2 separate regions of the Homo sapiens genome follow, and region 2 is linked to region 1. The links are chromatin loops, found by intact Hi-C in ENCODE. Cell type or tissue: PC-3. All regions are shown on one strand. Links, peaks and the distances in the headings refer to the core of each region. The heading gives the core; the rest is flanking DNA.

What was found. Peaks named below come from ENCODE experiments on the same cell type or tissue, not always from the same donor. Only the 100,000 strongest peaks of a DNase experiment are listed, where the experiment ranks them.
Region 2: it touches region 1 in a loop (5-fold over the local background); 45 of 110 quality-filtered maps call a loop at or near these places.

What each region holds. Positions count from the first base shown.
Region 1 is chr6:56,896,550-56,908,235 of GRCh38, forward strand. DST (dystonin) reads right to left here. Exons shown (of 104, transcript NM_001374736.1): 3 at 3,872-4,072. Among named protein-coding and RNA genes, the nearest start is that of DST, 52 kb to the right of the region's middle. In PC-3, for the core only: CTCF peaks have their summits at 6,518 (motif pointing right) and 8,198 (motif pointing right); a DNase peak (open chromatin) is centred at 8,222; H3K4me3 peaks cover 386 bases.
Region 2 is chr6:56,956,228-56,967,913 of GRCh38, forward strand. The region is part of intron 1 of BEND6 (BEN domain containing 6); the gene reads left to right. Among named protein-coding and RNA genes, the nearest start is that of BEND6, 7.0 kb to the left of the region's middle. In PC-3, for the core only: a CTCF peak has its summit at 5,107; a DNase peak (open chromatin) is centred at 3,914; H3K4me3 peaks cover 1,251 bases; H3K27ac peaks cover 1,657 bases.

The DNA of each region.
Region 1 (11,686 bases), core at 2,195-10,194:
TGGCTGTACTAGTTTACATTCCCACCAGCAGTGTAGAAGTGTTCCCTGATCACCACATCCACGCCAACATCAACCATTTTTTAATATTTTGATTATGGCCATTCTTGCAGGAGTGAGGTGGTATCACCTTGCGGTTTTGATTTGCATTTGCCTGATCATTAGTGAAGTTGAGCATTTTCTCCTATGTCTGTTGGCCATTTGTATATCATTGTCTTTTGAGAACTGTCTATTCATGTCCTTAGCCCACTTTCTGATGGGACTGTTTGTTTTTTTCTTGCTGATTTGTTTGAGTTCATTGTAGATTCTGGATATTAGTCCTTTGTCAGATGTATAGATTGTGCAGATTCTCTCCCACTTTGTGGGCTGTCTCTTTACTCTGATGACTGTTCCTTTTGTCATGCAAAAGCTCTTTAGTTTAATTAAGCCCCAACTATTTATCTTTGTTTTTACTGCATTTGCTTTTGGGTTCTCAGTCATGAAATCTTTGCCTAAGCCAATGTCTAGAAGGGTTTTTCCAATGTTATTTCTATAATTTTTATAGTATCAGGTCTTAGGTTTAAGTCCTTAATCTATCTTGAGTTGATTTTTGTATAAGGTGAGAGATGAGGATCGGTTTCATTCTCCTACATGTGGCTAGCCCAAACTTTTCTATTTGTTGAGAAGGGTGTCCTTTCCCTTATTATCACTTTATAATAAGGAAACTGATTCTCAGAGAATTGAAATATCTTGGCAAAGAATACTAAGTGGTTTTTTTTTGGGGGGGGGGTTGTTTTTATTTATTTATTTATTTATTTATTTTTGAGACGTAGTCTCACTCTATTGCCAAGGCTGGAGTGCAATGGCACGATCTTGGCTCCCTGCAACCTCCACCTCCTGGTTCAAGCGATTATCCTGCTTCCACCTCCCGAGTAGCTGGGATTACAGGCGTGTGCCACCACACCTGGCTAATTTTTGTACTTTTAGTAGAGAAGGGGTTTTGCCATGTTGGCTAGGCTGGTCTCAAACTCCTGGCCTCAAGTGTTTTGCCCACCTTGGTATCCCAAGGTGCTGGGATTACAGGAGTGAGCCACCATGCTCGGCCACCAGGTAGGTATGTTTTTATTCTCTGCTGTCACTGTAACCCTCTCAGATTGTCTGTCCATCTCTTCCTTGCTCAGTCCCTGGGAGACTGATGGCTGTGATCTGCATCACCCAAGTTCCTTTGCCCTCCAGCTTCTAGGTAGGTTGGGTCAACAGGAGATACCACTGAGAGCACGAGCTAAGAGAGCAGTATATTTATTCGCCCTGCTCCCTCCTGACTCACTAGGTTCTGGCAGTAGCTGCAACCCTCAGGCACCATCCTTGTGGAAGGGCTCTTCCATGGCTCCAGCTCTTCCTACCAGGATCAATTAAGACCAATGCCCTCTGCTGCCCCTTAGACCAGGAGTTGAAGGTAAGTAGGCTCCACCTATAGGCTGATGAAGCACCTTAGCCCTGCCCACATTTCTGTAAATAGTGCCTTCATTAAACTCTCTTCAGTTAAATCCTCTTAGTGTGCTGTTTCCTGCAGATACACAGAGCAGGATTTGAACCCACGTGAGTCTTACTGCAGAGACCTCCTTTTTTGCTGGGGTAGCTGCTATGTTGGAGGTTTGTACCTAGTGCTGAGAATCAAAACTAAGGGCACCTCACTCTGATAGGAAGGATCAGAAAAGACTTCACCTGACCTATCCGAGCATGAGTCAGTCTCAAAAGATGAACTGAAGTTTACCAGGCAAACAAAGAATAAGGAAAAACATTCAAGGGCAAAGTAGACAGCAGGTTCAAAGTCACAGAGGCATAAAGACTATGTCTTATTAACCAAGGCAGTTATGTAGAGGGCTTGTGAGAGAATAATGATGGTTGAGAGTTTCTAAACTTTAATGATAGTCACTTACTTCTCAATCCTGATCCACATGGGGAGATTAGAAGAAGCAAAGAATTAGCTAGACTCCTGGCAAGAGAAACAATTCACCTATTCCCTACCTTCAACTGATGCCTATTACACAAAATAAGTTCAAATATTTAGCATAATGTACAAGCCCTTTCTAATCTGGCCTCTACCCAACCCACCAGTCTGATGTGCCAGCACCACCTCAAGCTGTTCACTGAGAATGCCATACCCTCCCACATCTCTGTGCTTTTATATATGTTTTTCTCATGCAGAAGATACCTACTTCTACTTTGTACTTGGTAAATTCCTCCTTATCTCTCAGGACTCATCTCAGGTGTCTGCTTATCTGTAAATATTTCTGGAGATCCAAGATGATTCCATAATGCCTTGTGTATAACTCTAGAACAGTACTTTCAAAGCACAGAACATGCATTATAATTGCTTGTTTTCATGTCTGTTGATTGACTCGACTGTGATTTCCTAGTGACCAGGTACTACAGGAAAGTAACAGATGGTAGAGGTACATGCTTGGGTTCTGGAGGCAGGCCACCTAGATCCAAATCCTAAACTCTACCCCAAACAACTAGATAACCTGAGGCAAGTTATGTATCCTCTCTGGGGCTCAGTTTCATTATCCATAAAATGGGAATCATAACATCTACCTCATAGAATTGTTAAATAAGTGACATAAAATAATGCCTGTTACACATTTAGCCCTCAGTAACTGTTAGTTAACACATATCTGTATGTCCCTTATTTTCTACATAAAATGCATGTTTGTTGAATGAGTAAATTTTCCTACCATTTCATATTTCTCTGCATAGATACCAAATTCTACTTAGCCTTTGTTTTATTGAATCATGAAAAATAAACCCTCATTTCTAAATATGTACTTTTTTTTCAATTGGTTATGATAAACAGATCCTTTTCTGTAAAGGAATTTAACTTCTTTCCATTGTTGTTGGCCTGGTTACTGAGTCAGACATTCTCTTGGCCTTCGCACAGTCTCCACATGTGCCTGCCACACAGTTACCCCCACAGAAGGGCAGTTCTGTTTCAATAATTTACAAAGACATTTTCAAGCCAAATCTTGATGGCTCCCCTATGTTGGCACAAGAAACAACAACAGGCTCCCCACAGCATAGAGATGAGCCATACAGACACTTTTTTCTAATGCCAAAGCAAATAAAATTATTGCAGTCATAAAATTACTTTACAAGTTTTAAAATGGCATTTTCTAAGCCCCAGCCTTGGTAAAAAGCCCATGAGCCAGAACCAAGGAAAGAAAAATCAGAGCACACAGAACAACGTGCTCAGGATGTGAGAAGGGGATGAAGACCAGCTCCTAGTTGAGCCCTGAGTTTCTGAAGAAAGGTGGCATTGTGGCCAACAGGGCACCAGGTTAGAAAAAGACAATGGTGCTGCCTTATAACAATATAAAGGCCACACCTGAGAAGGCCAGGACACTTAGAGTTACCCTAGGCTGGGTGTGGAGGGACGCACAGGCCTCACTGGCTCAAGAGCCTCCAGGAGGAGTTCAGCCACTGCTACTGCCCAAGACTCCAGCCCCACCTTCCTTCACTGCTTCTCCTATCCTGACACTGGTTTTGTTGTCATCCTCTTCATCAGTTCTCTCATTACCACACCTAGATTTGTTGACTCTATGTCCCCATCCTCATTCTAGAACTCCAGCTTCAGCAGGGCTGGGAGTTCACCAGCTTTCATATCAGCTGCCTGACAGTGACTAACTCTTGCTTTTTTGTCAACTATCTATCCATCCTAGAACATTCTATGAAACCCTATTCCTTGCTGAAACTCATATGAGTACGCTGCCACTTGTTGGGAATAACAACAACCTAATTATTCAAAGTTAATCTGATAATGTTTTTAAACTAAAAGAACAACCACATGATTTGACAGTGAATTTAATATTTTTATAAAAGACAGTTCTCTACTTACAGGCCTCCTGATTGAAGCACCTTGAACAGAGTGATAAAATTCTGGCTGGACTCGGCTGCTCTTCTTGATTCTTCGTTTCCTCACTGAAGTTTCTTGCTCACTCTGATGGTGAACTTCCACCACGGGCTTCACTTCTTCCAGACGGGCAGCTGCGGCCGCTGCAACTCGTCTTCTAAGATGCCGAGGGCTTGCTCTGAATCCCTGTGGCAGAAAACACAACCAAGCAAATCCAGATTTGTATTGAGTTAGTCTGGAAGTTCTCCATGGCTAGTTATACAAAGAGCTCCAAAAGTCACTATATTCAGTGAGATCACGTGCACTCCCAAAGTGAGCATGGAGGAGGCTTAACGTGCAAGTTAAGTTTTCCCCACAAGTGTTCTTTAAAGCACCCCAGTATTTCAGGGCCCAGAGTTATTCTACATTAAGAAGTGTTCTTAATTGAGTAAAGCCAGTCCAAAAAAAAAAAAAAAAGGAGGGAAAAAAAGCAGGTGGGCACACTGCTTGACTGAAGCATCAGGGAGACTGTGAAGAAGGGCGTTTCCATTTTGGCCTGAAGTAGAGTGTAGGGAGCGGGACAGGATATCATTCCAGGGTAAAGTGCCACTTTACATTCCTGAGAGAGACTCTTTCTGAGGAAGGAAAGAGCAGGAATGCCAATCATCACTGCAAAACACCACAAAGTGAGGGTTCCAAACTCAAATGGAAGCAACGAGGTGGCACAAAGGGTATGGGTTTGGGCGTCAGATGGGCCCGGGTCCAAATGCTGACTTCTTAATTACAGCTACACAATGTATTAAATATTTCTGAGTCCAACTGTTCTAACCTACAAAATGTATAACATTCCACTCACAGGGCTTTTAAGTTTTAAATAACATAAATATAAGTAAAATTCCAGCTGGGCACAATGGCTCACGCCTGTAATCCCAGCACTTTGGGAGGCCAAGGCGGGTGGATCACCTGAGGTCAGGAGTTGGAGACCAGCCTGGCCAACATGGCGAAACCCTGTCTCTACTAAAAATCAAAAATTAGCTGGTCATGCTGGTGGACGCCAGTAATCCCAGCTACTTGGGAGGCTGAGGCAGGAGAACTGCTTGAACCTGGGAGGCAGAGGTTGCAGTGAGCCAAGATCATGCCACTGCACTCCAGCCCAGGTGACAGAGTGAGACTCCATCTAAAAAATAAAATAAAATAAGATAAAAAATATATATATGTGTGTGTGTGTATCTGTGTGTGTGTGTTTCTGTGTGTGTATATATATATACATGTAAAATTCTAAGCATGGTATCTGACACATAGGAAGTGCTTAATAAAATTGTCATTTTCCTCTTCTTTAGAGCAAGATGAGTATAAGGACAACTCAGACAACGGAAACATGTCAGCTAAGTCATATTATGCAACTGAGAACATGCAATTTTGGAAAATATCAATAATTACATAAAATAGTCTTGGTCCTCATGGCTTACAATTTACTGGAGAGCAGAAGGAGAAATCTAACATAGAGTTCATAAACACATGGGAATGTGTAATGAAGGGTTAAAGTGGTTAAAGTAGTAGACTCTCAGCGCTAGCAGATCTCAGAGAAGGAAATCAATGAATGAAGCTGAGTATAGTTACATTTGGCTTAGTTGAGTGGGTGGCATTTGAAGAATGAATTGAATTTATATTGAAGACAAAGGAAACAACATAAGAAATGAATGAATAATACATAGATGATAGACAGATGGGTGGAGTATTTACAACAATAAGAAACGTTATTTGATAATGTGCTGGTATGAGGGTACAAGCTAAATATGGTGGGAAACTAGTGAGAGATAAACACTAAATGATCCAAGAAGGGCTTCTTTCAGTTTGTGTGTCTTCTGAATTTTTGAAGATGTATAAAAGGCTTAAAGTCTGCAGTAAATGCATAAAAAATGAGGAGTAAGAATTTCAGAGAGATGAACAGTATGAGAAAAGGCATAATAATGATTCTGTGGGATTCTGAAAGATAAATGTGTACAGTGGGATTCTCACTGAGGGAGCCGGAAGATGGGCTACTGTCCAATTATGGAGAGCCTGTACACCAGGCTGAAGGATATGAAGAAAGAGATAATTTTTAAAAAAGGAGGGGGTTAACCCCAGAGTCAAAAGTAGCAATGAGGTCAACAGAAATCGGTAAGGAGAAAATGCAAATGGATTTGGCAAAACCGAGGTCATTGTTTGGGCTCTCCTAATCCATCCGCAAATACTTTAGTCTTGTTCCCATCCCGCCCCTGCGTGCAAGCTCAGCTGGTCCTCTTCAACCGAAAATAGTCCCAGAACATCCCCACCACTCCCACGTAACTCAGGAGGTACTACAGCAGCTGCTGGAGAAGAGGATTAAGGAGAAGAGGGAACTGGGCCAAATGCTGAACCAAATTCTAGGGCAGTTTAGACCACACACATCAAAACCAACAACCATACAGGCTGCTTTTTATGCAGCTTCCTGGACATTCCCCATCCACCCACCCGCCCCCTCCACCCTCTACACACACACATTCATTCTCTCTCTCTCTCTCTCTGTCTTTCCTTCTCAATCTCATTTTTTAACAAGCTTCTCTGATAATTTTTCTACACTTTGAAGACTAAGAATCTCTAGGAACCAGAGTTTAGTTTGACCACTAGATGGCATTATCTCCCATAGCCCTGCATTCTAATTCAGAAATTTGGTGTTCTGGTAGAATGAACAAAATATTTGATGATATAGTAGCTTCTGTAATAGTGGAGTAAGTTCAGTACATTTCTTTGGTAAGAATGTAGATTCTCTTATGAGTAATAAGCAACCAGATTTTGCTTAACTGGTATTATTACCAATAGTCCTCAGTGGACTACAAATTCTAGAAACACTTAGGGAGAAAAACTGCATAAAACTTCGCTAAAGTAACCAAATGACAGAGATTAAAACATGCTGTCACAGCCATTCTGCAAAACAATAACTCAGTGAATTCACATCCCTGTATCTACCCTAGAGAAATTCTACCAAGAGTGCCCAGTAAGATATTCAATGCAGAATTATTTATGATATAAAAAAATTTTTTTGAGACAGAATCTTGCTCTGTCACCCAGGCTGGAGTGCAGTGGTGTGATCTCAGCTCACTGCAACCTCTGCCTGCTGGGTTCAAGCGATTCTCCTGCCTCAGCCTCCTGAGTAGCTGGGATTACAGGTGTGCACCACCATGCCCGGCTAATTTTTGTATTTTTAGTACAGATGGGGTTTCACCATGTTGGCCAGGCTGGTCTCAAACTCCTGACCTCATGATCTGCCCAGCTCAGCTTCCCAAAGTGCTGGGATTACAGGTGTAAGCCATCGCATGCGGCCAAAAATTCTAAACCACTTAAATCAGTCTTTCCTAAACTTCAGGCATCTTCATTCCACCTTAACATTTTTTCTCCAGATCTGAGCACTGCCTCAGTTATTTCTTTTATACCCAAATTTACTTGTACTATTTTAAAATAACTATTTATAAGCACTGTGGTATACTACACAGACTCTGCAGCCACTATCTGGGTTCTAATACTGCCTTTGTCACTTCCTAGTTGTATGATCTTGAATAGTTACTTAATTATTTCCTCACCTATAAAATAAGGATTAAAATAGTAATTCATAGGGTTGCTGAAAAGAATAAAGTAATGGAGGTAAAGTACTTCAAAGAGTACCTAGCACGTAGTAGTACAGAAACATTCACTATAATTACTATGGATATTACTTGTGTGAATAAAATATAGTCTTGAACACAATAGTGTATTATTCATACTATCTAAAAAAGAAATCAGGTGGAAATAGGAAAATGAGTCACATTGCTGGTGTGCCTTGAAGACAGACACATGTGAGGTACCGATCATTAGGAGAGAGTTCTTTGTTACTCTCCAGTGAGTCAAACTACCTGGGTTCAAATATAATACCAGCTCTATTACTTACTAGGTGTGTGGTCTTGGCTAAATTACTTCTCTGTGCCTTGCTTCTTCTTTAATTTGTCAAATGCATATAACAATACGTCTCTCTTGTAGAGTAATGGGGTGTTTAAATGAGATAATCCACATTACGTACTCAGAACAGTACACAGCATAGAAAAAATACTTAATACATTATTATCATTATTATTACTGCTTCACTTCCTGGATCTGGCAGCAGCAATTTACACATCAGCAGCTCACAGCTATGATTACAAACACTATAAACAACGATGACCGTTCACCTTTATTTCCCTAAATAACTGTAAGGAATTACAGCTCCTTGATTTATGACACTTTCTTCTCCTAAGTAATATTAAAAAAAAGCCATGTCTTTTAACAGAGGAAATTTTAGCTTGAAACAGTAGGTGGTGCTATAAGTTCTTCCAGGTGTTAATAAGAGTTACTCTTTTTCTTTTGAGACCGAGTCTAGCTCTGTCGCTAGGCTGGAGTGCAGTGGCGCAATATCGGCTCACTGCAACCGCCGCCTCCCGGGTTCAAGTGATTCTCCTGCCTCAGCCTCCTGAGTAGCTGGGATTACAAGCATGTGCCACCATGCCCAGCTAATTTTTGTATTTTTAGTAGAGATGGGGTTTCACCACATTGGCCAGTATGGTCTTGATCTCCTGACCTCATGATCTGCCCACCTCGGCCTCCCAAAGTCCTGGGATTACAGGCGTGAGCCACCATGCCCGGCCAATAAGAGTTACTCTTCAACCATTAGGTGATGGACACTTGGAAGCCTGTCAGTAGTGGACTTCTATCATTTTTAGGACACCCCAAATTATCAGCCCCTTTTGGATAATCATTTCCCAAGATGTGCACTCGTGTGTGTGTGTGTGTGTTTGTGTGGTGTGTATGTGCATGTGTGAGGAACATTTATCATGAGATCTGCTCTCTTCAACCTTTAAGTGCACAATACAGTATTGTTAACTCTGGGTACAATGTTGTATAGCAGATCTTTAGAACTCATTCAGCTGGCGTAACGGAAACTTTATACCCATTGAATAGCAACTTCCTATCTCTCCTTCCCTCCAGCCCCTGGCAACTACCATTCTACTCTTTGATTTTATTAATTCAACTAATTTAGATACTTTATATAAATGGAATCATTCAGTATTTGTCTTTCTGTGACTGAGTTATTGCACCTAACATAATGTTCTCCAGGTTCATTCATACTGTTGCATATGCCAGGATTTCCTTCATTTTTTAAGGCTGAGTACTATTCCATTGTATGCATATATTGCGTTTTCTTTTTCTCTACTTTTTTTTTTTTTTAGACAGAGTCTTGCTTTGTCACCCAGGCTGAAGTGCAATGGCACAATCTCGGCTCACTGCAACCTCCACCTCCCGGGCTCAAGCAATTCTCCTGCCTCAGCCTCCCAAGTAGATGGGATTACAGGCACAGGCCACCGCACCCAGCTAATTTTTATATTTTTAGTAGAGATGGGGTTTCACCTTGTTGCCCAGGCTGGTCTTGAACTCCTGACCTCAGGTGATCCACCCATCTCGGCCTTCCAAAGTGCTGGGATTACAGGTGTAAGCCACCACACCCAGCCTATATTGCACTTTCTTTATCCACTCATCTCTCCACGGACATTTAGATTGTTTCCATATCTTGGCTACTGTGAAAAATGCTGCAATGAACATAGGAGCATATATAACTCTTCAAGATCCTGATTCCAACCCCTTTGTACATATAGCCAGAAGTGTGATTGTTGGATCATATGGTAATTCTAGTTTTAACTTTTTGAGAAACCACCATACTGTTTTGCATAGCGGCTACACCAGTTTACATTCCCACCTACAGTGTACAAGGGTTCCAATTTCTCCATAGCCTTCTGATACCAGAGTTAAGAAGAAATTACTAGGCAGATACTCAGGGTACAAAAGTCCTCAGTCAGATTTTCCCTTTAACGAAAAGCAGCCCCAAATCATTTTCTAACAAAGAACAGCCTGTAAAGTCAAGCTGCAGACATAGACAAGCAAGCTGAGAGCTTTCACAGGTGGATGCCTGCAGGAAAGAACTACCTGGGACTAGACGTGTTCAAAATGATGGCTCCATCTTCCCTTCTCTGCCAGCCACGTGTACAGTAAGAAGAAGACAAAATGGTGCTGGCCAAGGGAAGAGTCATTAGCATAATAATATTAGGGTGGGGTAATCAGCCCTCCAGGCCCGCTATGTAGACGTCACACCTGATCAAATCAATCTGTGAGCCCTACAAAAATCAGATACCACCTCCTCAAGCTGGACTATAAAATTCGGGGCATCCACTGCCTGCCAGCCTTTTCCTCTCAGAAGTCCCCTCTCTCTCACTAGAGAGAGAGATGTTTTTCTTTCTCTTTCTTTTGCCTATTAAACCTCTGCCCCTAAACTCCTCAAGTGTGTCCCTGTCCTAAATTTTCTTGGTGCAAGACAACGAACCCCGGGTATTTACCCCAGATAATGTAGCCGCTTCATTTCCTCATCAACAAACACTTATCTTGTGGCTTATTGATGACAACCATCCTAACAGATGTGAGGTGATAGCTCACTGTAGCTTTTATTTGCATTTCCCAATGATGAGTAATGTCTTCATACATAGTTACACCAAGATGCTCCAGAGCCCACTCTAGATCTTCCCTCTTAATAATAACCCAGTACATCTCATGGGTAAGCCCATAACCAAGACTCAGTGAATTCAAATTTCTCTGCTTGGACTGTGAATATTACATGGAGGCAAGTAAAGACTGAAAAAAATCAGGAGTTCATTAGTTCCAATGGCTACACCAAAGACCTTCTGAAGCTGCCTGGTTTTGTTTGTTCTAACCAGACATCCAGTCTTGATTGTGAGTTCCACAATCTAGTTGTATTAAATTCTCTATTGGCTTAAGTCAGACAGTCAGGTCCTGTTACCTACAAACAAAAATCTGTAACGCACACAATTTTTGTTAAAGCTTGCAAGTGGTTAGCTATTTTCCTTGGAGGTTGAATTCTCAGACAACCAGGCTGTTTGGTTGTGTATGTGTAGATGGGCATAAAAAGGGAGGAAATATTAATAGCAATAATTTACTTAGCGCCATTTAGGCACTTAGCCTATATACACCCTGCAGAAACAAGCAAACAGGCTTTTCAGGGTTAAGTAATCTGCTTAAAGGCAAAAAGTTGCAATTAGAAAAGCCCAGATTAGAACCCAGGTTTATCTAACTCCAACCAGTGCCCTTCAACATTCTGCTCTTATGTAAAGAGATTATAAGGCAGTAATGCATTCAGAATTAATCTTCTACATGTATCCACAGGACTGGAAGTGCTCAGGAATATATGTTGACTGATTAAAACAAGAAAAGATCTATTAACAATTTAGATGAATGAGGCAGAAATTGGAAAAAAAAATAACATTTTTAGGTAAGCATTATTGTTTTATAAGGTCAAACTACTGTCAAGTTTACTGATTACGCATCTGGAAAGAGGAAAAATTAACACGTTGACCCACTGAGCATTGCTATAGAATTACTTTTCAGCCTGGGCAACATGGTCAAACTCCGTCTCCACCAGCCGGGCGTGGTGGCACACGCCTATAATCCCAGCTATTTGGAAGGCTGAGGCACAAGAATTGCTTGAGCCCAGGGGCGGAGGTTGCAGTGAGCCAAGATTGCACCACTGCACTCCAGCCTGGGAGGCGGAGTGAGACTTCGTCAAAACAAAAAAAGAAAATACATATATATATATACACACACACACACACACATATATACACACATATATGTATATATAATGTTACTTTTGTGTTATACAAGATATAAATTTACCATATGTAAATATTATAAAGCTCAATAAGCTGCTACTTATAAAGTCTATAATGCTCC
Region 2 (11,686 bases), core at 1,235-9,234, 59 kb after region 1:
ATTAGCCTCTTTTTTGGAATATTTAATAGACTGAAGAAATTGTGTCATAAAAATTTATAAAAATTTGAAAAGCAGGTAAATAATTGGGAGGAATAAAAGTTTTATTTGCTTGTAGTGATCTCAAAATCAGTGTTGTTTTCCAACTATACAAAACCGTACAGCTCTGCATGAAAGCTTAATCATTGATGTCCTTAAAGCCAGTAACATATTACCGTGTGTAAGTATTAAACCTAAAAAGGCATTGGTTAATGCAGTCTCTTAGTGCCAGATTCATAAGCATGGAAAACAACAGATACGTTTTGTTTACAGCTGGTTTCCTTAAACAAAATAAACATTCGAATTGTTGACATGTTGCATCTCATTCATTCAGTTGTTTTGGATTGAACTCAGAAGGGCCCTTGCTTGGAGACACTGCATAAGGTGGGAATTTTGAATGGCAGCATGTAGGCTGCACTGAATTCCAGGATAGGCTTCATGGGTCTCTAGCACTCAGAGTGGGTGACAGGTAGCACTACATCATGTGCATATGGCTAAAGGTTTCTTGATACCGCAGCCCACTGCAGTGAGAAACTATTCAACAATTATGCAGAGGTTATTGAAGAAAATCCTGAGAGTTTGCAATGTGTGGCACATCAGGAAAGGAAGAATTCTCCACCGCATTGACTCAACAATGGCATGGTGGAGTAATTTTAAACAACAAAACTGAACTAACCGTGTGCAGACATTGGGGGAAATAACTAACAGAATTTTGGAAGGTCATCTTTATGCTTCTCATTGACTGAAATTTGTAAGTGAGCTGAAATAGCCTACGTATCCTTGAACAGAAACATGTCAAAGACACACAGAATAGTATTCAAATTGCCCCAAACGCTATATTTTTTTAACAACAAAAAGCAACTAAATAGCTATTATGGTTTTCTGAGCTATGACTTTAGCACAACTGTTATCATCCTGCGTCTTGCTGCAGCCATTTATAAGTTTCAAGTGCACACAAGAACATCATTTATCTCTCTTGGCAGGCAAATGCTTAACTGCCATGCAATAGGATTATAGATATTTCTTTTTAGATGCATTCATTTCTGTTCTTTCCATCAGTTGTCTTAAAGATACTAATAATAAACAAACCAAATCCTTGAAAGAATTTAGTATTTAGTTCCATTGTTATTTTCTGATTTGTTTGTTGCTAATTTATCATTTTTTCCAAATAACAGCATACATAGTATTAATTGCTTCTGTCTGTGTGTTTATGTGGTGCCTAATGCATTGCGGAATTCAATAAATACTAAATCAGCCAAGCAGTGCTTTTTGGAAGTTAATTTAGTAGAAATTATACCTTGCCTTCCTGGTAGGTTTTTGCTTTAAAAAAAGAATAATTGACATTGTATAAAAGTCACACACAAAAAAAATTGTTAAGTTTGAGGATAGGGATGGAGGGGGAGAGCCATGGCCCAAATCTTTCATACAAAAAAATGAAAATTCATAATGGAAAAGTATGTATAATTTGTTGACTTTTTTTATGAGAGTAAGTTATCATTGTCACCCAAAAGAAGACAAAATAGTTGGGAAAGATAGCTAAGAGAGTTTGATACCACGTATGTAGAAGATGGTCCATTATATAGCCCTTCTTCCCTTTAGATTCTCAACCAAATTGGGAATAGACACAAGGAACCATAAGGAAATTAAAATATTGTGTTAACTCTATTCAAGATAAAGTCAGATTGAAGAACACAGCTTAGCCTCAAAGCCAAAATGGGGCATCTTATTCCTTTTTTCTTACTTGGCATGCTCACCCAGTCCACAGCTGAAAAATGACAGGCCTCCCCAGCATTAGGGCAGGAAGGAACCCAACCTGTTCAAATTCCGGCATAAACACCAAAGGCAAAGGGAAGCCTGACACTTTATAATCCATAAGGCGTTCAGCATGTGTGAGCAAGAGACAGGCCCATGTGTGAGAAGGGAATTTTATACATCACTCCTGCCCACTAATGGGTAGTAGGCCCTCCTGAGTTTTTCCATCACTAAGTCTTTTCATTCCCAAAAGATAGCAGTGAGTAAGGTGCTTTAAAAAGGCGGCAGAAACATCTTCCTCAGTACTTTCTTAGAGGCAGAAAGTTGTGGCACAAGTTCCTAATGTATGGATCAAGAAGAAACATCAGAAAGAAGAAAAGTTTCCACCCTAAGCTGTGTAACAACCAGTTGAGAAAAAGGGAGGAACTGAAGATAACTCAGGTTTTGAGCTAGGGTAGAGGAATAATTTGGAAGGAGAAGATAACAAACTGCATTTTAGACCCACTGAGATGGAAGCCTCAGAAGGACATCATTGTGAAAATATCCAGCAAGCCCATGGAAATGTGGAGAGGTCAGAACCAAAAACAGATAGGGAGTCATCAACATTGTAGTTGGAGTAATGGAAATAGAGGAAATGACTAAGGAATAGATGCTAAAGAGCATCCCAGAATCAGAACTTTGGAGACGGCTTCCATTTCTGGCCTGGAGGATAGCAAAGTGGTCGAAGCCAAGTAGGGAGTGTTCCAATTTAGTGGCTTTCTGGAACAGATGCACAAATGGGAGTCTAAGGAGGGCAAGGACTGAGGACTGGTGACTAGGAGACCTCCGGAAACCTTTCAGAGAACTGATTCATCATGGCAGGAGAGGCTAAAACCAGACATTAATGAGTTGAGGGGGGAATGAAGATGAGAAAGAGGAGAGGGTTGTTGTCTACAATCTTTGCAGAAATTTAACTCTAAAGGGGATGAGTAGAAAAGCAATTAAATCCTGAATAAAGGCCAATGGTGATTATTTTGTCAGGCTAGGGATATTTGAACAAGTTTCTAGGGAATTTGGGAGATGGAGCCAGAAGAGGGAGAGAAATAATTAAAGAGAAGGGAGAAGAGGACATTCTCCTGGGGATTTGTGATTTAGCAATTTTGAGTCCCCCCAACAGACTAGCTCTTTCTGGTCTCAGGTTGCTTTAGACTCTGCAGAGTGAAAATTGAGCCTGACTAGTTAGGATGGCTCCATGCCCATGGTTTCTTCCCCATCTAATCTGGCTACTAGTACTCAGACTTGAAAAATGACTTTTAGGGAAAGATAAGGAATGTCTTGGAATGTAGCCTAGGTTGTCTGTGATTATTACCAATTTATCTGGAAGTGAGTAAATTACCCAGTTGGTAATCACACAAGGACATTACATTGAAATATTACCCCTTGAAAACAAGAAGCTTAGGTAAGAATGGCTCTAGCAATAAATTATTAGAAATAAAGCATATTGATTTTGGCCTGGTAACTTCCTTGCTTCTAGGTGAAGTGTTTTACATGTGCTTGTATTAAAAGGTAAAGGAGCTATATCATCTGGAAGAACCTACTTCATCTAAAATAAATTTGGAGGTGATTTCCAGCCACCAGAACCAGGGAAACCATCATGTGGATAGATTACTATTTTCTTTTTAATATTTGAGTTTTTGAAAGGAAAATAATTGTAACTTGCAGTAATATCAAATATTATTTTCAGCAAATATTCCCTGGTAAAGGGCTTTATTTTACCGTAATAAAAACTTTTAAAATAACTTAAAACTACTGAGAAAATATTGCAAATGGAATTATTTCAGATTGTTGTTTTAACATTTTAGCTATTGTAGAGCCTAATTAGGTTTTGTTGTTCTATGGGTTACCACACTGCCGAAGCCATGATAATTCCAGGAGTATGTGAGGGGAGTTCTTTTTGGGTGTGTGAGCATTACAGACTTTTCAAAAAAGTCAGCTGAGTTTGGGAGCTTAAAAACATCAATATAATTGAATTCGTCTACTATATAATGCTTTGCAGACAGTTTTTGGAAAGTAATCATTTATTATCCACAAGCAAATAGAATTTATTTATATAGTTTCCACATTGAGTGTGGGATTAGTCATGCCACAAAATACTGAGTCATTTGGCCAGAAAATTTACTCATAGTTGTATGAACTGCCAATGGAAAATTTGAGAACTGTTCATAAATCAAATTATAAAGCTCTTAGAGTTATAAATCGCTGAGCAATATCGTTCATTATTATTCCGATGGTATAAAATATTTCCACCATTTCTAAGAATGGGCAATTTACAAAGCAAGTTTGAAAGCTGAAGATATTGCCTTCTAGATCCAAGATGAAATTTGCCATATAAGTTATAAACATTCTACATCTGAAACTTCTACACTTCTTAAGTAAAAAGATAAAAAAGTAAGGTAGGAGCTTTATTATTGCATAGCAAATGTTACAAGATGAATAAAATTTTGGTTATTATCTACAAATTAAGTTCTAGGTTGTGATGATAATAAAACTACAGCAACATTGAATAGCTAGAGTTCCCCTATTTCTTACAATAATTCTTTGTCATTTAGGACTTTTGCATTAAATATTTTGTGCTAATAGAGTTGTATGCTAATGCATCAATGCACTCATAGCCTGAAAAAATATTGTCACTAGGAGAGCAGAAGTACTAAATGTACCAAGGAGAGCAGAAAATTGTGATGAGCAACTGATGATTAGTAAAAGATGTATTAATAATATATAGTTCCAGAGATTATTGATACCTCAATGTAAGGACATCCCATGAATCTAGGAAGAGAAAGAAAAGTACATCTTTAAAATGTTTTTGTAGCCACAAATACTTTATGGAGTAAAACAGGGCAACAAACAGCAAACACACAAATTGGAATATAGTAGAGTTTATATTTCAAAGAAGAAAGCCATTAACCTAAAGCCTGTTCTTGCCAGTCCTATCTCTACTGTAGAAGTTCAAACTGGAATTCATGAGTAGGTTTCTAGAGACCTGAAATTACATGTAAAAACTTGTGTCTCATTTTGAGGACATGATCCATACCTTTCATTAGATTCTTAATGAGCTCTCCCCCAACTCCCACAATGAGAATCATCAGAATCATGCAAATCCACATAGGTACTGAGGCTTCTGAACTCGTATAAGTCATTTGATCCATCAACAATGGCAGCACCTGGGTACCCCTGAGACTGTAAGAAGTGTCTTGGGGACTATCCGTCCATGGTTAGCAAAGGAAACTTTCTGTTCTAAACTATAAAAGTTTAGATAAGTCTCCCAAGTGCAGGTGAGTGCTGCCACCCAAAGACTAAATGGAGATGATGTGCTGGGAGTTAATTTGTCCTCTAGCATCTTTAAACATATTGGGAGGGAGACAAATGAGTCACCTAAGGTAACTCCCACTGGGATGTCAGTTGTAACCCTAAGAGGAGAAAAGACTGTGTTAACAATCTAGGACCACTTCCATAGACTTCTGTTATGGAAAGAAGGGATAAATTGATTCCTAAGCTGCCTTCATGCCAATTAACTACCCAATTTATAGCTAGATGTTTGAATGGATAAGCCCATTCCAAGCCAATAGGACTAGTCCTAAAAGGTAGTCTTGGGTTCACAGTCTGCAAAAATTGCTATAGTCTTAAGGCCTAAAAGAGGGACAAAAGGAATTAGTATTAGGTTCCCAGAAACAACTCACAGACATTCTGGTAAATAAAGCCACCACTCTTCCTAAATCCTTCCCCAAGCCCACATTCAACAGTCTACTGTGGAGTCTGCAGACCTGGTAATTGGTGCCCTCAATCCCACCAGGGTGATTCTGCACTCTGGTGGGAAGACTGCCCATCCAGCTGTTCAGCTTCACCTACTCGTTGTTTCTAGCGTCCCACCAGGAGTGGAATGCTATGGTTTAAATTTTTACTTCTGCAAAAACTCATGTAGAAATTAGATTATTGTTGTGACAGTATTGGCAGGTGGGACCTTTGAGAGGTGATTAGACCATGAGGGCTCTGCCCTCATGAATGGATTAATGCTGTTACTTTAGGAGTGGATTTGTTATAAAAGAGCTAGTTCAGCCTCCTCTCTCTCTTTCTCTCTCTCATCTTCATCTTCCACCATGTGATGACACAGCAAGACAGCAAGACACTCACCAGATGCCAGCACCTTGATATTACTGCAAGCCAGTAAATTTCTGTTCATTATGAATTACTAAGCCTGTGGTATTCTGTTTTAACAGCACAAAACAGACCAAGACACCACTCTTGCCATATTTGTGGACCTCAACTCCCTCTCCACCACCATATTTCCAGGATACTAGGTCTCAATGTCACATCATCATGATCACATATTGTTACAGTATGAAGCTGGTTATTTCATTATGTGACTGTTTCACTCCAGTGGGCAAGTCCAGTTTCCTGACGTATCCCGATCTCTCAGTGTGGCTAGTTCTTTTTGCTCCAAGTTCTGTTCTGATCCTCTAGGGTTTGGTGACATAACATTCATGCATTCCACACAGAAACAGACCTTGGATCAATATGATTTCCTGGGTGCCTCAGACCCCCCTCTGGGCCTAGTGGGCACTGTTCTTTGCACACTTTCAGTCTGTGGTCATTTGTAATGAGGCAGGAATCTACTTAGAGAAGATATTGCAGGATTGTAGTTAATGTATCAGACTTCCTGGTGGTTTGCCATCTGGTGAGCTGTTAAAAGTCTAGGTCTTAGTGCCTAGATTAAGGGGCACCAACAGCACCCTGGGAGTTGATTGGTATGATCATTATTCACCTGTGCCACTTCCCCAGAAGGCATGGAATAACATGCACTGGTCATCCTCATTACTGAATGGCTACCTTGATGTGGACCACCTAGTTATCTGTAGCAACAGCTAGCACTTATTGAGTATCTACTCTCTGCTAAATGCTTTACGTGCATTTACTCATTCAATCCTCACAGCAGCCCTGAGTAGGTACTACTCTTATTCCTATTTTATGGATGGGAATTCCAGGGCTTAGAGATGTAAGGAATTGCCTAAAGACCACACACCTAACAAGCGGCATCAAAATTCTTCAGCACTTCACAAACCACACAAACCATTCCTGTTGCATGTTTTCCATTTGCACTGCCTCCCTGCTTCATTTGCACTGCAGCTCTTCCCCTAAAGGAAATCCTCTCAGTTGGAGCTTGCTGAGCAGCTACTCTTCCTCTCTTCTGACTCTCCTTAGGCTACCCCTACCCAGATTAATGAAGGCCAACCCGACACTCCAGCAGAACGTCAGATGTTTCCTTGTACACAAGAGATGCAGTCCTCTCCTTTAGCCTGTGAGGAATTTACCTAGGCCACACCTACTAATCCAGCAATTTCACAAGACTCTTTGTATTAAAAAATTATAGTTTCACCCTTACCATTTCATTGCCATGTCTCCATCATTATCGCTTGGGTAAATTTGACCCAGCATCTCCAGAAAACTGAAGAAGCTTAGCGGGGCCAAGCTGACTCCTACTTTGGTAAAACGGCTCCATGGGAGACCACCTGGCTGTCCTTTATAAAAGAGAAAGCTATAATAATTTTTTCTTTATATTTTTACAAAAGATTGAGGTTTGTCTAATATAGACTCATAGGCATCAAGGTTAATTAGCTATGTTTATTGAAGCCCTCCCCTGTCCTCAATGCTATAAACTCCCCTCCTACTCTCACATGTTTGACCTAAACTTGTATGGGGGTAATCTGGTTCAGTTTGCTTCAATTAATAATAAAATATTACTATTAATAAATTAATATAATTTATTACTATTAATAAATTAATATAATATAACTAATACAATACTAGTAGTGGTATAATAAAATACTACTATTAAATTAATGTTATAATTACAATATTAATAATATACTTCGTTATAAAATAAAATATTTTTGTAATAATATTGATATAATTATATTGTTAATTAATAATATAAATAATTATTGTTATAAAATAAGATAGTAGTAATTATATTATTACAATTAATATTATAATTAATATTAATTAATTTATATTATTATATACCTGACATATCAACTCATAATGGGGTATTTTATTATTCCCATTTCACAGATGGAGAGACAGAAGCACAGAAAGATTACATGGGTAGTAAGTATTGGAGCTAGGATTATGAATCAGACAGTTTGGCTTTAAAGCCTATGATTGTAAGTACTTATGTGACCTGCTTTGTAAGGGTTTCAGACTGGAAGACTATCTTGAAATAACTACATAGCAAAACTGTACCTCTACCAATAAAAAAGAGTATCTCACTAAGCTTTCTATCTTTTCATAGAAGGACAAGTTTAGTCTTTCCCTCTTTCTGTGAACAGGATGTACATTTGCCCAAGGTTCTGTGTCCTGCTGACTGTTCTAACAACTTCTCTACCATAAAATCAAAGACTGACAACACTGTCCCCAAATGCCATCCCTGCTAAGTCCCCTGTTCCTCTGTCTTTTTGTCTTTTTTTTTTTGAGATGGGGGCTTGCCCTGTTGCCCACGCTGGAGTGCAGTGGCCTGATCATAGCTTACTATAGCCTCCATCTCCCAGGCTCAAGCAATCCTCCTGGCATAACCTCCCAAGTAGCTGAGACTACAAGCAGGCACCACCATACCTGGCTAATTTATTTTATTTTTAGTAGACGAAGTCTCATTATGTTACTCAGGCTGGTAATTCTTGGCTTCAAGCAATCCTCCCACCTCTGTCTCCCAAGTATTGGGATTACAGGTGTGAGCCTCCTCACCTGGCCTCTTCTCAGTCTTTGACACTTCTGAACCTCGACGTTAGGTTGCATACTTTGATCTCACTCTACCCATCTATCCATCCTTGCTTTAATATAGCTTCCTGGGCCTCAGCTGGCTTAAAGAGATTCATCCCATTTCCTTGAGCTTTCTTCTTTGATCAACACTTGCATTCTCCATCCTTAACTGGTTTCTTAGTTCTGACTTGCCCTATGGCTAACCACACCCAAATATGCCAATACACTGAGAGAAGATGGCCTTTTACATTCCTTTTCATTTTGATTACGAGTTTATTGATAGCACTTTCACTCATAAATATATAATAAATGTATTTTTCTAAATGACCTTCATAGGGATAGGGAAATAACTTGATAAAATGTGTAATGTAGCTGATCATTTGTTTTTTTTAAATTTTAATGTTGCTTCAAGGTGGTAAGAAAAAATATCAGAGTAAGGAGAGAAATGATTGGTAACAGGTAAGACGGGAACTCCACTTAAGATGATTTATTAAGTAAATTATCTAAAATATGTGACTCAGCACATTAATTATATTTAGACCTTAACTTTTGATAGTATAAAATTACAAAGTTAATGGAGATAATGGTGAATGGTAACCAGTTATTTCATTAATATATGATATTAGGCCAGGCATGGTGGCTCATACCTGTAACACCAGGACTTGTGTCAAAAAACTGTTTAGAAATATTATTTAGCAAATAGATATGTTGATGTTGTTAGGAGCTAGGATTTTCAGTGAGAGAGAAAAATGCATTATAAAATCAGAGGATCTCTTGAGCCTAGAAGTTCAAGGCTGCAGTAAGCCTTGATAGCGCCGCTGCACTCCAGTCTCTGTGACAAAGCGAGATCCTGTCACACACACAAAAAAATTTATATATATATATATATATATATATATGCGATATTAACATAGTGTATAATGGGATAGATATTTCAAAAAGAAATGATCTCATCTTTTCATATTATAATTGATTAGATTAATATTTGAGAGTTGAATCACTCCTGATTTTTATGCATAAGCATTGATTCTTGGATCAGAATTACATATTACATTTTGTGAATTTGCAAAATTGGTCCAAAAGTTATTAATGTTGTAGAATACATTTACTTAAAGCAAAAAGCATAATAATCTCATTTTGCTCTCAACTTTCAAGATGAATAGAAAGTTCCACATTAATTAAAAAATGTGAAATAGAAAACACTTCACATGACTTATAGTCCTCCTAAAATAGAACTTGTAATTGATTTTACTCCTCTCTAGGCTTAACTCTGAACCTGTGGTTTGTTTTTTGTTTGTTTGTTTGTTTGTTTTTTGAGACCGAGTCTTGCTCTGTCACCCAGGCTGGAGTGCAATGGCATGATCTCGGCTCACTGCAACCTCCATCTTCCGGGTTCAGGCAATTCTCCTGCCTCAGCCTCCAGAGTAGCTGGGGTTACAGGCACTTGCCACCACGCCTGGCTAGTTTTTGTATATTTAGTAGAGATGAAGTTTCACCATGTTGTCCAGGCTGGTCTCGAACTCCTGACCTAAGATGATCCGCCTGCCTCGGCCTCCCAAAGTGCTAGGATTACAGGCGTGAGCCACTGCGCCTGGCCTGTTTTTTTATAAATATGAGGGAAGGCACATAATTATTGGGGGGACAAGTAGTAACACAATAATAGCCAAGAAGAAAATGTTCAGAGGCCCTAGAACCACAGGAAAATTTTAGAGTCCCTCTGAATTTTGCATTTACTTTCTTGTGCAAATTTTCAGATAGTTCTGCCTGTGCCTGCAGGCTTTTTATTGACAATTGATTGGGATAAGTGACACTGTGGAGCAGGTGAAGATTGCCTTCCACTTTTCCCAGCCTCTTATTTCTGTGCTATTACCTCTGTGCTATAGTCTTCTTCGTGAACACATCAACATGAAAGTAAGCCAGCCACACTGTTTAATTTCCGAAAAGACAAAGGCTGGGTCATTTAGCACTTGGTTGTTTTGCCAGGTGAGGAGCAACAGAGGGACTCTGGTACAGATGATGAAGCTAACATGTGGAGCCAGTGATACCAGCAATACTAGGGGTATTGATCCAGTAATACAGATAAGAGCATGCATGAAGAAAAGAGCAAAAAAAATAAACCCCTTTGCCACTGGAAATAGAGCTTGATCAGTGGTAGGATGGATCATGTCAGAACATGGAAATTAGAAATACAAGCCATATCCTATAGAACAGTAATAACCCAGCAAACAAATAGTGTAGATCAGGTACATTGTCAGTATCAGATGTCCATAGGGAGATAGCAGGTGGAAGTATTGGCAACGGAAGGAATCTATCGGCTGGCAACAAATAGACACACAGGCAATCAGGAGGTATGAGGAGCCCTGCCATGTTGTATCAGTCAGAGTTCTGGCAAGAAATAGATGGCCCACTAAAATTAGGATGATTTGAAAAGGCTTTAACTAAGGGACTATTTAAGAAAGTGTGGGCTGAGTATAGGGAAACCATGAGAGATCATGCTGTACCTCAGGGCTAGTCATAGTGGAAATGTTACCAGCCCTGGACCAAAGGGAGAGGAAAGGCATGGTTATTGCAACCTGAAAGGAGAGGGGCACATGAAATCTGAAGTGACCCCACAGGAAGGGAGCCGGGAGGATAAATTCTCCTGACTCGCTGTCCTCCCTCCCTCTGATCTCATGCCTGGACACTCATTGGCTGAAATCAGCTGAACTCAGCTGAAAAGAGAGTTCGGGAGCCCAAACAGGTCAAACTCCAGACTCAGAGAGTGAAATAGAGACAGCTAGGGAAAGGATCTGGAGGGCCAAAGAAAGGGTCTCCTTCTCTAGCATCTAACCAGGACTATAGTCCTAATAAACACTGATGAACAAGCCAAGACTCCAGTCTCTGTGGGAATGGTACTACAGGGCAAACTTAGGCAAGGAGGGCCCTGTAAGGGACTACTTGAAGTGAAAAAAGCAAAAATCTCATTATTGGAATTGACAACCTGCTACAAAGCTGACTTGATGATTAGCTGCTAAGTTCTGGCTTGAGCGTGCTTATGGATTACCAACTAGGAGTGGTTGCCAGGTTCCACCGTGGACCTCAGCTCCCTCATCTGTAAAGTGTGGATAAT